Linked DNA regions of Homo sapiens: all the other regions are linked to region 3. Evidence: chromatin contacts called from ENCODE Hi-C data. All regions are on one chromosome and are shown on one strand. The core of a region is the stretch at or near the end of the contact, and the rest is flanking DNA. Distances in the headings are between cores, read along the strand shown. Region 1 holds the start of TFG (trafficking from ER to golgi regulator). Region 2 holds the start of LNP1 (leukemia NUP98 fusion partner 1). Region 3 holds the start of ARL6 (ARF like GTPase 6).

Region 1 (3,419 bases), core at 781-3,280, 2.9 Mb before region 3:
GTGACTTCCATCAGACACACTCCTAATTAAGAAAAAAATTCCAGCTTTGAAGATAATTGATGGTATGTCCTTCTGACTGGGGTACGGGTTTGTTGCCCAATTTCAATGGATTTAAAATTTGAGGGCCGGGCACGGTGGCTCACACCTGTAATCCCAGCACTTTGGGAGGCCGAGGCGGGCAGATCACGAGGTCAGGAGTCCAAGACCAGACCGATCAACAGGGTGAAACCCTGTCTCTACTAAAAATACAAAAATGAGCCAGTTGTCGTGGCGCACGCCTGTAATCCCAGATACTCAGGAGACTGAGGCAGGAGAATCGCTTGAACCCGGGAGGCGGAGGTTGCAGTGAGCTGGGGGATCACGCCACTGCACTACAGCCTGGGCGACAGAGCCAGACTCCGTCTCAAAAAAAAAAAAAAATTGAGTCACGTATACTTTCTATCTGCCGTGTTTACCTGCAAATTCACTTTTTGTGTTTCCTATTGACTGTAAACATCTTGTGGCCAGGAACCAGTGCTTCTTTCCTAAAGCTGTCGTTTGCTCTTGCAGTCATCTCCCCAGAGTAAACACAAAAGTATCTCAAAAGTAAGTGTGCAACAAAACTTTCCCTTCAAGGGGAAATCCCAACCCAACATTACTTCACATACAGAATTCTGGTACTCATTTTCTCTTCCAAAGTAGAGACTGGTATTAACTAGTTCCTAGAACTGCCAGTAGGAGCCCTACGACAAGCTCTTCTCCCATCTTGTCCTTGCCCCGCCCCCTCTGAAGTCCAGAAATGACTCGGCTTCTAACTTGTATAATATAACCCTCTACCAGGTACACTTTTCTCAGCACTGGGAATAATCTGACACGCCCAAGGTCATATAAAAAGCCTGCCTCCTGAACCAGGTTCTAGGTTCGGCGGACAAACTTCTGGTTCTACTACCTCTAAGGGTAAGACCCTGCTCAATTTCAGAGGCTGTGGCTTAAGCACCTCCTGAGGGGAGCAGTTTCCTTCAAGAAATACTAAGCCAAGTCAACCTGTAATTATTCTAAAGAATGCCAAGAGGCCTCAAACCCTGCCTCAAAGGCAGTGCAGCAAGACGGTAAAGATTCTCACTACTAGCTATGTGATCTTAAGTCCTCCAAGGCTCACTTTCATCACATTCGAAATGAAAACAACCATATCTGAATTTGGAGGAATCCTTGTGATGATTAAATGAGACAGTGCATCCAAAATACTTACTGTAGTGTCCAGCAAAGCAAACTCTTAAAGTTAGCTAGAATCATCACTATAAACCAGGCTGGGCCTCCAGCCGGCGCTTGATTAAGCGCTGACTTAGCCAAGGAACTAGGCTCCGATTCTATGACCCCAATCAACTTATTCCCGTAGGCGCCACTCCACACCCTTCCGAGCTCCTTCGGGTATTGGGCGCCGGCCGCCCCAAACCTCCCAAAGCCCCTCTCCTCTCAATCCAAACGCTTGGAGGCAGGCTGCACCAAGGCATTAGCTGGCGCACTCCCCTCCCGGAGCCCCCCAGGCGCGCCTCCTGGCCACCGCAGCCAGGGGTTGCCTCTCTCCCCTCCCCCTCCGCGACCTCCCTTCCCCTCCCCCCATGCAAGGCCCCGCCCGCCCTCCCCCCCGGCCTCGTCCTCCCTCCCACCCCCTCCTCCCTCCCACCCCCTCCTCCCTCCAGCCCCTTCCCACAGTGCCTCCGACCCCAGCTGCCGCGCGGTTCGAACGAGGCCCTCCCAGCGCCTCCTAGTCTCCCGGCCTCCTCGGACAGAGCGCCCGCAACCCCCGTCTCCAGTGGCCATACCGGCTTGCGGAGGCCGCGGCCGCCGCCTCTCCGCAGGTCTCCGCTGAATGGGCGGACGCGAGGCCACTGGACTGGGGCGTCGCGGGGAGGCGGTGGTCACGGCCCCCTCGGTTGCCCTTCGCGACCGCCGCACCTCGCTCGCAGGCTCGCGCGGGCCCCGGCCAATCGCGCTGACCCAACAAGCCTAGCGAGAACTTGGGCTCTGTACGTGGCAGGTGGGGGAAGAACAGAGGCGGGAGCAAGAAAAAAAAAAATGTCCTTTCGCCCCTCCTTATTGCGCGTGGACATACCCAGGACGCATGCGCGACGGCGCGAGGCGCAGGGCTGGCTGGGTCCCGGCTGCCTAGGCCGAAGAGTCCCTGCTTTCTCACTGGATGACGGGATTTAGGAAGCGTGAGCTGCCCCGATGCACGCATGCGCGGGGCGTGACCACGCACTTCCGGTTTTCTCGAAAGCGGGTATTTCCGTTTCTCGCCAATGGGCGGGGCGTAGTGCGCTGTTCTAAACTTTTTGAGAGTTGGTTGCAGTAGACGTCTGTCCAACTTTAAGTGGTTTTTGTCGTTATTGTTGACCATTGTAGTAACAGCTGAAAAAGAAAAAACCTTTTCTTCTATAAATCCATTCATTCATTATTGGGAGCCTATGCTTTGCCAAGCCCGGTTCTAGGAATGGGGGTGAATCATTTTGTGAGCAAGGAGTTTCCAATTAAGCAGGGAAGACCTACAGCGTTTATGAGCAAGGAAAATCTGTAACTGTGTAAAGGACAAAAGCTGGGAAATTAAGGCTAAAGATTCCTGAGTGATTTTTAGAGGATAAGGCATTTGAGTGTGTCCTACGTACTCTTCCCTTCTCCCTTACCTGTTCAAATAGAAATACAGTATGAGTAAGTAGGAATTTATAGCCAAGGGGTGGAAGTCGGTCAGTGGATGGAAAATTACTAAGAGGAAATATCAGGGGCAAGGGAGATTCTGGCTAAACCAACACAACAGGATTCTAGACGAAGATAGGCCAGGATAGCAGACATCACCTGGGGGTGGTGGAGGATGAGGAACCCCATCAAGGGTGAGGGATTCTCACTACACTGCCTTAACAAGGTTCTTTGCTGAAACTGAGTTTTACAAGAAGATGCACAGATGGTCCTAGGAGAAGGCCCAGGAGCCCGAAGTTTGGCCAAACGGAGAATGTTTGTCACTTCTAAGGTGGAGACTAAGCTGATAAATAAAGCATTTAGACCCTACCTGGTCTCCAGTTGTTTACCAGTTATAAAAGAAAAACTTAAGCTGAATTAAATTTAAAGGAGTTTAATTGAGCAGTGAACGATTTCACGAATTGGGCAGCCCCCAGAATCACAGCAGATTAAGAGACTCCAGCAGAGCCACGTGGTGGAAGATTTATAGACAAAAAAAGGGAAATGAGGTACAGAAATTGGCAGTGAAGTACAGAAACAGCTGGATTGGTTACAGGTTGGCGTTGGCCTTATTTGAACACTTAGCAGTCTATGAGTGATTGAAGTGTGGCGGCTGGAATTGGCCAAGACTCGCTTATTGTAAGAGACGCATACTTCTAAGTTAGGTTTTCAATCTTGTCTGTTAAGCTAGGTTACAGTTCATCCACAAG
Region 2 (3,117 bases), core at 393-2,892, 2.6 Mb before region 3:
GCCTGAGAGGTAGATGTTTTCACCATTTCACAGATTAGAAAAACATGCATCAGATCAGTAAGGTCCCAAAGCCAGTAAGCGACACTCTATTTGGCTCTACAGTACCATCAATTAGGAAATGGAGGAGAAAATGAGAGAATAGCATAGGCTAGAGAATGGAAATGAGATGTTTATCAAAGTATAAAAGTAACCAGAACAGATTCGTTTACTAATGCCAACCTTAAAAATAAAGCCAAACAAAATCAGGCCTTTAGATAAATATTAATCCAAAAAATGTTTCAAGAAAATAACACCGATTCCCTTTGGAGAGGGGAACTGTGCAGCTGAGGACAGGGACTGAAGGAAGACTTTTCACAGTAAACTCTGTAACTTTTGGAGTTTAACCGTAACAGTGTATTGCTTACTCCAATAAATAAGAAAAAGGTTTAAAAAAAAAACTTCAAATATGTTTTAGTTCCTATCAAGTTTGTAATTGTTAGCACTCTACAATCCTCCAAGAGGCCACAGCAAAACTGAAATTTCAGAAAAAAAAAAAAATCCTAACTTGTGTTCTGAAAAAGGCAAGGCAGAGCTTATATTAAGGGGCAGAAAATTTGCCTTTGGGGATTGGGGGATCAGGAGGGGAGAAAAGCCTATTGCCTGCAACGATCAACTCAATTCCACTGCTATTTTTAGCCCATTTTTTTAGTCTGTTGCTAAGAAACCCTATTGCCTGAAGGCAATTTACTAATAGGAACTTACATGAAGCAGGAGAAACCGGTGATCCTGAAATTCTTTCCAATTAGGCCATTCTATTTTAATCAGTCCATTCTGGTGCCACTTGATAAAATATCTCCTTTCAATCTTTATGTAGCTCTACTGTGATGTTGTTGCACTTAACAGCAAAACAATCATTTATGAAATCTTAATGTAAGGCTTCTGCAAACCAGTATACCAGAAATGGAGAACCATAGTTCTGGACTCTGATTTTTCTATTAATAGTTGTCTTCATGAAAATACCGTGTATTCCAAACAATACCTTGCAAGGTAATTTTATATTTTAAGAGATCTGGTGCAGAGCATCGGAAAAAGAGTTGATAAAGCTATTATAGATAAAAAGCTGTGAACTGAAATTACGATTTGGGAATGAGACGAGAAGAGGGCTGAGACTGCTACTGCAAAACAACCCGGGGGGCGTGCGGATCAGAGCGAGATGTGGGCTGACGCAGAAATCAGCTCAAGATACAAATACGCCAAGAAAGGCTCGAAGCCGGCGGGAACCCTGACGCTTCGCATTTCTACCAACTCAGTTTAAGAAACCCCTAACAACGCAGATGTCATCGCTTCGTTAATTGGTGCCGACGATGAGCCACAGCGACCACGCTCAAACCGTTTCGACTGCAGCCAACCTAGATGTGCCATTTCCACCTAGTCTTCTGCCATCGCTATCTCCCCTATAACCTCAAATTCGTCCAAACTAAAATCTCGCTATGTTAGTGATAAGAAGTTCAGTGATGCAGCAGCCTTCTTCAGCGGTGAGCTCTTTCCTCACACATCTTTAAAAGTCCTTCTAATCCGTTGGTTTCTCGGGCACGCGGGCAGAAAACCGTGCTAACGGCCACAGAGGTTCAAGAGGTGCCAACGTGGCTATAACTGGAAAACTGGATCCGAAATCGACCAGTAAACTGGGTAGCTCGGTCTACGCCCCGCCCACCACCCTTGCTAGCCAATAGCCTTCACAACTCTTCTGCCACTCCCGCCCATTCCAGTGCTGTGCCGCTGCTTTTTCTTCCACTCGGATCTCTTGAGCGCCCTTAGCCCGCTGTATACGCGCCCCTCCTCGGCTTCAGTAGGCAAGAGGGCCATCTGCCCTTCTTTCCTGAAGGTAGAGGGGACAACACCAGCTACGACGGGGACTCCAGAAGTCCATCTCCCGAACAGCAGCGGGGCGAAAAGAAAGAAAAAGGGTTTCCGAAGACTCCTACTCACACCCACGCTTTCCCTTAACCCGGAAGTGATTTCCGCCCCTCCTCTCCCTCTTCGGTTGATACTGGAGGAGAAGGACGGCCAGGTCTGGCCCGGCATGCCCTGGGCTTCCGGTGACCTCTGGCCCTTTTCTGTCGTCCGCTCTCTCTGCCTAGCGTGCTCGCTCGCTCATTGCTTTCCTTCCCTCCCTCGGTCTTCCTTCGCACGCTGTTTGGTGATTGTGGCGCTCGCGACAGACAGGGAGGCGGTGGCAGAGGACACTTGTCATGGCCGCCTCTAAACCTGTGGAGGCAGCGGTGGTCGCAGCCGCTGTACCGAGCTCCGGGAGTGGGGTGGGCGGCGGCGGGACTGCGGGCCCGGGCACGGGGGGGCTGCCGCGATGGCAGCTGGCTCTGGCGGTCGGGGCACCCCTGCTGCTGGGCGCGGGTGCCATATACCTGTGGAGTCGGCAGCAACGGCGCCGGGAGGCCAGAGGCCGGGGCGACGCCAGCGGCCTGAAGCGCAACAGCGAACGGAAGACCCCGGAGGGCAGGGCCAGTCCGGCCCCGGGCAGCGGACACCCTGAAGGTCCCGGTGCTCACTTGGACATGGTGAGAAGCAGCCCCAGGCCGTAGAGGAGGAAACTGGCTCGTGCAGCTTTTCCTTGGCGGGTTGTGTCAGTGAGGGGGCTTCCCATCAGACGGAAGCTGCCAAGCGGCAGCACAACACTTGGGTTTAGGGAGACTCATTTCTGGCTGCCAGTGGAGGGCATAGAGTAGCTCGATGACAGGTTACTGGCATTCTTTGACAGTTTGCTTTTGGTTTCAGAAAAATCCTTTGCTTTTCTTCTCAGTGACACAGCATTTATCCCTAGTGTTGTAGATGGGAGTGGGGCATTTGCAAATGTGATGATTGTATTTAATAAGTGAAGGAAGCTAAATTCGATTAACAATTGGTACATCGTGATACGAACTGTTTCTGTGATTTCCAAAGCCTACAACCTAATCGCTAAGAGCCTTTTAATAATGAGCCACTCCCCCTTTTGGAGTGTGTTTTTGCTGGGGGTAAGTGGGCAACTACAGTGACGGTTAGTTGACAAAAGCAAAACAAAAACAAAAACGATTAGATGGCTTTCTACATAGAAAAAGAAAGACTACACAGGTTCTAAAGAGT
Region 3 (3,112 bases), core at 275-2,774:
AAATTTGCTATTACTCACTTTATTTACTGCATAAACATATTGATATAAATGCTTATATCTTGTTCTCCATTTCATAATTTAGAACTTATGTTTTAAAAACGACAACTTCTCACATTTTCCCCCCTTTAAGCATCTACTATAAAGCACTGAGTGTTTAAAGCCTGATGCTTGAATATTCGTTTTTCACAGTACCTTGTATTGTGACTTTCCATCACTTTTCCATGGATTATCACTTGATACTTGTTAATGAAATATTTTGGGACACACAATTTAGAAGAGCAGGCAGTTTTTCTAAAAGAGGTAATCACATTTATTGAAATTGCTTTATAAACAACTATCATAGAGCCTTTAAACTTCTACGTTTCAAGTAGTTATAATTTTCCTTCCATAAGTTGACTTTCTGCATGCATAAATAAAAGATAATTGAAGCCAGTCAATATTTGTTAATCGTGTCTTAAGTGTGCAGCGAGAGACACAACTGTTTTCTGCAGCTTCCTACTCTGATAGCCATGATTCTCAACCCTGGCTGCACTCTGAAATCAATTGCTGAATCCGAATTTTTGAAAATAAGATCAGGGCATCTGTAGTTTTAAAAGCTACCCAGTGTTTCTGATGTGAAGTTACTATTGAGAACTACTGGCTTTCAGAATAAAGCCAGTAGTTTCAAACTTCCAAGCACAGCTTTTAAGGTTGTCCACAATCTGGCTCCAATCTTCCTTTCTTGTTTCTTATCTTACTGTAACCCTCTCTTTGCACACCAGCCAAATTCTCTTGGTTATTGTCTGACAGACTGTTTCCTAAAGGATTACATATTGCCAGAGAAGTCCAGAAGAATTAGGATGTTATCCACAGTTAACAGCTTAGAGGGTAAGCTGCAGAGACAGAGTGGTAGCCCAGAGAAAACACCACGAATGATACTTAGTAAACTCTGTAAAGTGTTTGTTGATTGAAATGTTGCCTACTTTTATTACCCCAAATAAACATTCTTATTCGGCTTTCAGTTTTTTATGATATAATTTAAATTACACTTACACACACACACACACACACACACACACACACACACACACCCCCAATACACGGGTCTAAGTTGAGCATTGTTAAAACCCATCAACCAAACATACGTCCAAACCAGTTTAGTAAGTTTTCTAGGGCCTCTATAACTCACCTTCTTTTCTACTTCTCATACATTAGCAACAACTACACGCGTGGAGTGAAAAACATGGGAAAGACCAAAGAGGAATTCTAAAACTGACGGGGACAGAGGGTGGCGCTGGCTTTAAAAACCGGCGTTGAGGAGATACCTGGTTTTTGAGGTTAGTCCGGAGGGCGCAGGAGCTGGCAACAGGAATGGACGCACTCGTATCGGTCTCCGGGATGGAAATCTGGTGCGAGGGTCCCTCAGCCTTCTTCTCGATGCCTACATGGGAAGGATGCCTGGTAATGAGCAAAGCCGTCTCTAGAAGTTGGGAAAACCGGCAGCCTCTGCAGCAGTCTGTGCATCAGTCGCTGAGCAGGCGCCTTGGCAGGCACCGTTCCCTTGGCAACAGGAGCTTCTTCCGGTCCTGAAGCCACGCCTCCCCGGGGGTCCTGGCGATTCAGCCGTTGTGCTATAGCTTCTGGGATTGAAGAGCTCCGGGAAAAGGTCAGAGGCGCGCCGAGGAACTATACATTGAAGAAAAATGTGTGCACAGGTGGCAGGGTGAGCTGCCTATTTCCTGCGAGGAGCCGGGCAGTTCCCGGCGTAGCATCATGGGAGTTGTAGGCTCGCGCACAGCTTTCTGGGAAGCGTTTGGCGTTCGCGTGTGCTGCGTGTTTGTCGCTCGGCCCTGGTCTTCCTGGGGATCCAAGAGGCTGGCGCTGGGTGTGGCGCGGAGAGTGTCGTTACCGGGCACCAGCGTAGCGTTGTGGCAACGACTGCAAGACGATACTGTCCCCCCTGGGGCAAGATGTGCGCCGGAGTTCCCCAGTTGCCCATCGCACCGACTCTTCTCTGGGTTCTGATAGGCCTCCCACCCTGAGTCCCTGTAGAGGTAAAACTGTTAATACAGGAAGGTAGAGGGGAGAACTGGTGTAAAAAGTCAAAAGGTGTTATTCGGCTAATAAAGTATGCCTGTACCCCTGCTTCTTAGTTGTGTGGTCTCCCGAAGAGATTTCTACCAGGCATAATCTCCTGTGAGTAGATTACAGTCTCCAGAATCAAATCGGCAGGTGGTCAGGAAAGGTATTAATAGTCAATACTTAAAGTTGACCACCTTCTTAAATTGCACTTGGATTTTATAGTCATAGTCACAAATGGTCTTCAAATAGAAAATATTTAGGCATACCCTTCCCCACATCTTTTATTACTGCGTTTTCCAACGGACACATTACAGATGCAGTCATTTTAAAGATCTAGCCTTTCAATCTGCCCAACTCCACTAACCTCACCCCCAGCGAATGGCCTCATTCTTCAAATAGGGGTTTGTATCTCTTCATTTTTTTTGTTTGCATGGGTGTAGGATTTCCGACCCCCTGCCCCCCACCGCGCGACCCTTTTCAACTAGCTAGTGTATGTTTACTGCACTGCCTGTTCTTTGGCCTGTCAATTCATTTGGCCTATTAAATGGACTAGGAGGGTGCAAAAAGAGACTAGAAGGAATTATTTCAAAGTAATATGGTAGGGGGGACGGTTGTAAGCGTGTGATTATGGGGTGATTTATCTTTTGTCACTTCTCCAAATTTCCAAATGTAATTGTCATTTTTACAGCGAAAAAACAAAAGCGGCTCTGGATTAGTGATTCTTGTTGAAAGACAAAAACAAAACAAAGACCCTATGGATGCATATCAACATATAAATGTCCTTGTAAAAATGGAGTATGGAAATACATTCTTTCTTACTGTGTGGTCTTAGCCCAATTTACCCTTCTCCGTGCTTCTATCCTCACCTTCAAAAATATAGTATTTATCTTATCTGGTAGTTCTGAGTATTAAAGATAACAGAAATACAGATGTTTGGCACATATTTATTGTTCAATAAATAATGTCCTGTCTTCTTTTGTCTTGAGCTTTTTATTGTGTAAACAAAATTGACCCAAACCGTAACTATGGTGGTTCTTTAACTTCTGAACTT

Evidence for each region. Hi-C counts contacts between places; a loop is a spot of excess contacts on that map. Pooled maps may share reads with other maps.
Region 1: a loop to region 3 is called in a map of CD8-positive, alpha-beta T cell, with 33 times the contacts of the local background. The contact joins the promoter of TFG here to the promoter of ARL6 in region 3. A Hi-C loop is called at or near these places in 3 of 168 maps with a recorded cell type or tissue (CD4-positive, alpha-beta T cell and CD8-positive, alpha-beta T cell) and 8 of 50 pooled maps.
Region 2: a loop to region 3 is called in a map of naive thymus-derived CD4-positive, alpha-beta T cell, with 29 times the contacts of the local background. The contact joins the promoter of LNP1 here to the promoter of ARL6 in region 3. A Hi-C loop is called at or near these places in 2 of 168 maps with a recorded cell type or tissue (CD4-positive, alpha-beta memory T cell and naive thymus-derived CD4-positive, alpha-beta T cell) and 7 of 50 pooled maps.

What each region holds. Positions count from the first base shown.
Region 1 is chr3:100,708,105-100,711,523 of GRCh38, reverse strand. It overlaps TFG (trafficking from ER to golgi regulator), which reads right to left and starts at 2,030. Exons shown (of 8, transcript NM_006070.6): 1 at 1,803-2,030. RefSeq lists enhancers at 680-1,570, 1,571-2,462 and a silencer at 1,704-1,933.
Region 2 is chr3:100,400,064-100,403,180 of GRCh38, reverse strand. It overlaps LNP1 (leukemia NUP98 fusion partner 1), which reads right to left and starts at 1,642. Exons shown (of 4, transcript NM_001085451.2): 1 at 742-1,642. It overlaps TOMM70 (translocase of outer mitochondrial membrane 70), which reads left to right and starts at 2,092. Exons shown (of 12, transcript NM_014820.5): 1 at 2,092-2,555. The coding sequence starts at 2,232. RefSeq lists silencers at 1,624-1,703, 2,314-2,393 and enhancers at 1,764-1,853, 1,864-1,913, 1,964-2,073, 2,755-3,117.
Region 3 is chr3:97,763,170-97,766,281 of GRCh38, reverse strand. It overlaps ARL6 (ARF like GTPase 6), which reads right to left and starts at 1,524. Exons shown (of 8, transcript NM_001278293.3): 1 at 1,305-1,524. RefSeq lists enhancers at 1,367-1,476, 1,192-1,691, 1,517-2,056, 1,692-2,193.